Linked DNA regions of Homo sapiens: region 2 is linked to region 1. Evidence: read pairs that join two places in POLR2A ChIA-PET (ENCODE). Cell type or tissue: Panc1. All regions are shown on one strand.

Evidence for each region. ChIA-PET counts read pairs that join two places held together with the same protein. Peaks named below come from ENCODE experiments on the same cell type or tissue, not always from the same donor. Only the 100,000 strongest peaks of a DNase experiment are listed, where the experiment ranks them.
Region 2: POLR2A ChIA-PET joins it to region 1 with 5 read pairs; 3 of 35 experiments call an interaction of 5 or more read pairs at or near these places.

What each region holds. Positions count from the first base shown.
Region 1 is chr15:44,081,575-44,084,074 of GRCh38, reverse strand. The region is part of intron 1 of FRMD5 (FERM domain containing 5); the gene reads left to right. Among named protein-coding and RNA genes, the nearest start is that of FRMD5, 110 kb to the left of the region's middle. In Panc1, no CTCF peak of the experiment used is centred here; no DNase peak of the experiment used is centred here; H3K27ac peaks cover 1,589 bases.
Region 2 is chr15:44,185,719-44,188,218 of GRCh38, reverse strand. The region is part of intron 1 of FRMD5 (FERM domain containing 5); the gene reads left to right. Among named protein-coding and RNA genes, the nearest start is that of FRMD5, 8.3 kb to the left of the region's middle. In Panc1, no CTCF peak of the experiment used is centred here; no DNase peak of the experiment used is centred here.

The sequences.
Region 1 (2,500 bases):
TATTGTTTTAAGACAAATAATGGAATTATTCATTTTAATAATTAAGATAAAAATAATTTACTGGATGGAAAAACTGACAGGTCCAAGACTAGGTTATGACCACATCCTTAATGTATTATTAATGAAAGGTAGGTATGTTCAGGATACCTTTCAAGCCTTTTGAGGATAAGATCAAACAGTACAAATGACAAGCTTTACTACAAAACTTACCCTGGTGCTGCTGACAGAAAGAAGATATTGAACTGAATGAACCACTGATTTAACACACAATGGCTTTTAAACTGTGTATGTCTTTATGTCTTTTCTCTGTTTGCTTTTATCATTGTTTTTGAATGTTTTATTATTTCCATAGTTTGATCCCATGTGTCCCGTTTTATTCCAAGTCCACTTTTATCTCAGCGTCTTGAATGGTTAACACAAACAACAAATGCATTAAACAGCAAGGCATTGTAACTTCTAACATCAATAACAGTAAAAGCAGTAAGACATTCAAGAACAATGAAATAAAAGCAGTGGGGGAAAAAATCCTGGGTTCAGTTGAAGCTCGGCTAGGTGTATATCAGCCAGTAGTGAAGCTTGAGCAGGATCACAGAGGTTAGAAACAATTGTTCCAGACTATGAATGGACAGCAATTCTGTCCTCCAAATTTAAACACATAGCATTAAAATATTACAATTAGTAACCATGCAAGACTGGCATGAGAAAATGAAATCTAATCTTGATCCTTGTTTTAAATATTTTAAGAGGAGTTTATCAAATAAATTTTCTTGCTTTAGTGGATGCATTTAGAAGAAATGGGACCATATAGATTTGTCCTGTGAGATTACATGTCTTCATCTTCTTCCTAGCATACCAAAGAGAGTAGGATATTTGCATATTTCCAGTTCTCTTTTCACTTTCTAAAAATCACATGAAATATCCTGTGATATTTATATATGACCACTGAGGTCCAAAGGTAAAAGAAGGGCATTTTAATCTGTCTTTTAAGGCATATAATCAGAAAGTGTTTGAGAAGCTTGTCATGAATTATGAGCACTTTCAGTGAATCACGTACAGAGTATTTTCAGCACAAAATCCTGTGAAATTTAGGTTCATAATTGCATCACACTCCTTTGGTACCATTGTTGGAGTCAGAATTCACTTGGGAAAACACTGACTTAATTGGCAAACTTTATCTCTTCTTCCTTCAGTACACCTGCAAAGTGCTTATCATAATAGGAATTATGCTTGTTCCAAGGAGAAGCTATCCTTGTGAATTAGCCAATTAGCTAGTGTTTCATATCTTATCTTTCATTCCCAAGCCTGTGATTTTTTTCCTCTAAGTACCAACATTTATTTGTGAGCTTGCAAATTGAAATGTATGTATTCCTTTCCTTGACATCTCATCACTGTGTAATATGACCTTCAGCTATGCTTTTAGGAAATGATTATGTATGTCTGAGTTAAAAAAATATCTTCAGACTGTTTGTGGAAACTGATTTTTTAAAACAAATTTTAAAGGAACTTCCTGTCTCATAGAATTTCTTGGCATATAAAACAAGGGAGTCTTCAATAGAAATGAAAGAATACTGAATGCAATTTGTACAAAACAGCATATTTGGCTGTCAATTATGGACAAAATCACCAGAAATCAAACACCTGGTCTCTCCAGGGAGGAGGACTGATTGTCACATAGCAAGAATACTGGCTGACCTAGCATAGTTCAATATATGGGGTGGAGAGTATCTCACCACCAGAAAAGTCATTTGAGAATACATTTAAAAATATATTAGTTTGGTTTTGCCAGTGCAGACTTATTCTCGATTAGCAGATAGAGTGTTTTTGAAGGAGATTTGCTGCAACCTTTAAACTCAACTTTTCCCCTCTGTGTTCCGATATGAGCTAGTGGCGTATGGGGACCCTTACCTTTGTTTTGTAGAGTTAATGTGAGCAAGAAAGAATTTGTGTGAAATTTTGAACAGTCATAAGAATTTTGGTATTTATAAAAATAAAAAATTCAATTTATTTTTGAAAATAAATTGTTCTACTGTCCCTAAAGTACCAAGAAAATGAAAGAATTTTTGGGAAAAGCAGGTCTCAGAATAATTTCACAGCCAATTGCCATTTCTTGGATCATGAAAGGCCTTAGGATATTGGTGTTGACGTTTTGGGTTCACTTTTCTTCTTCATTGTCCTCTGAGGCTGTCTATATGTAGCAGATGGACCAGATTGTGGCACAGCTGACCTGTTAATTTTCACTATTTCCATTATTAGAAACTTTCACTGGTTATGTCGCAATTTACATTAGCCACAAAAATGGCCAAAATGGGTAGATTTTTAAATTACCTTGTAAGCTATTCATTTATGGCCCCAAAATGCAGACAAAATGTCAGTTCAGAATTTTATTTGAGGAGGATATAAATCAGTTTGAACAATAATTTTAAATACATATTAATAATTCTTTTTATTAATCCTCTGAGTTCCAAAGCACAGAGAAAGAATCCCATAGGATCTCAGTAAA
Region 2 (2,500 bases), 100 kb before region 1:
TGATGCTGTTGTATTTATTGGTTAGTATTTTTTGTCTCTCCTGACCTAAAAACAGTAGATTATTGTATATTTGTATATTTTTTAAAAATAAATTTTGTTCACAACTTGACGCACTAGGGGAAAGGAAAAGTCAAGGCCCCTGTTGTCGAAGGGCTTACAACTTAGGGATTGCAAACACGTAAATAACAAACTATAAAGCATCATGGAATTTGGAGCTAAGACAAGGGGATATGTTGTGGCAATGCAGATTTGGGTTGGAGTTTGGGAAATGGGGAGGGATTCCAAAATTAATAATTGTTTTTCAAAGGAGATGAAATTTGAACCAGGTTATGAAAAATTGCCAAAAGCAGGGCCAGGCACTGTGGTTTATGCCTATAATCTCAGTGCTTTGGGGGACCAAGGCAGGAGGATCCCTCGAGGCCAGGAGTTTGAGTCTATCCTGGGCAACATAGCAAGACCTTGTCTCTACAAAAAATTTAAAATTTAGGCTGGCATGTTGGTGTATACCTGTAGTCCTAGCTACATGAGGGGGCTGAGGTGGGAGGATTTTGTAAGCCCAGGAGTTTGAGGTTACAATGAGCTATGATTGTGCCATTGTACTCCAGCCTGGGCTACAGATGGAAACGCTGTCTCCTAAAAAAAAAAAAAAAATTGCCAAAAGCAAAAATGGCATGGGGATGCGTAAAGAGCATTAGAGGCTGAGTTAACAGCAGACTACTTCTAAGTGGAAAAGTTAAAAATGTAAAGTCTTTAGTTTTTTTCTTTAGTATGTTTATCTGACTTACTCTGGTATAGTTGAGTCAAACAACAGAAATCTGCTTGGGGAAAATTCCTGTCAGTAAATTTCAATCATACTTGACATGCAGAGAGGAATCAATCTAAACTAATAATGCATAAAGCTAGTGTTGAATTAAATCTAATTCTAAAATTGTATAACACAAATTAAGATTCTTCACAAAGCAATGGCATTATGTCAAGAAAAGGTGGATTCAGATTTCAATCTTCATTCTGTGGCTGCAGTAACTACATATGAATTTTATTTCCAAGAGGACTCTTCTCTTCAGGATCAGTTTAATCATCTGACAAAAAAGAGGGTATCAAATTGTAACATTTAGCCGATGTTTGAAAATCCTTTGATGAATACAGTGCAGCCCCAATTGTGCATTAACAGTTAAGAAATGTGACCCATGGAGTCCTAAAAGGCACATTTCAGCATCTCTGTTCCCAAACCTAAGTGGCCACCAAAAATAGCTTCTCTTGAGGACCGAGGATTGCGTCTCTGAATTCCCCAGTGAACCCCTGACAGCTTCGAAGTTCCCAGCCTTATACAGGGTGTACTTTTAGCACTCAACACAATGCCAGGCTAGAGCTTTGGGGATGGGAACCTCCAAGAAAGCACTGTTCGGCATTTGGGCAATCAGTGTTCGGCAGAATGCCAATGCTAATAGGTTATTTTGCTCTGGAAAAGGAGAAAAAGAAGGGATAGTCTAAAGACTGATGAATAGGGGATGACTGACAATACGGACACTCCACTTTATTGGAGAGATTAAGGGGGCTTGCTGTGAAGTGGTATTGTGGGAGCCAGAAAAATTAGCAAAGGCCCACAGGCCCAAGACCTGAAATAAATAGTGGTACATCAAACCCGCATGCCCTAGGGCACACTCAAATGTCTGGCCACTTTCAGTGAACTTGTAGCAGGAAAAAGCCAAATCATTAGGAACCCTCATAGTCTGGTACTCCATCCAGGCACTCCTTAGTCAGGCAAATTATCCTTCACCTCCAGACAGGTGCAGAGCCTTTTTTCTCTACACCCTGACTTAACCCAAGGGCCTGTAGTCTGGGCCTCAGTCTAATTTTGAGGATACTGAGTGGAAAAGTTGGCTTCAGGATTTCCAAAGGATTCCAAATACTCTAGGCAGGAGGTGCCACTAAGATTCTTGTTTTGTTAGACTTGAACCAAGCAGGTAAGAACATTGATCATAACACAAGAAAGGCCGGGTGCGGTGGCTCACGCCTGTAATCCCAGCACTTTGGGAGGCCGAGGTGGGTGGATCCCCTGAGGTCTGGAGTTTGAGACCAGCCTGACCAACGTGGAGAAACCCTGTCTCTACTAAAAATAAAAAATTAGCTGGGTGTGGTGACGCATGCCTGTAATCCCAGCTACTCTGGAGGCTGAGGCAGGAGAATCGTTTGAACTGGGGAGGCGAAGGTTGTGGGTGAGCCGAAATCACGCCATTGCACTCCAGCCTGGGCAACAAGAGAGAAACTCTGTCTCAAAACAAACAAACAGACAAAAAACACAAGAAAGCAGAATTAGTGAATTCACATAAGGATCTCATGTACTTCCAGAGGTAATTTAAGATGGAGAAAGCATCTAGCCTGCCCTCTTTTAGATTTTTTGCCTCTAGAGCATTTTTTTTTTTTTAAGATAAGAGTCTCACTCTGTCGCCCAAGCTGGAGTTCAGTGGTATGATGTCGGCTCATTGCAACCTCTGCCTCC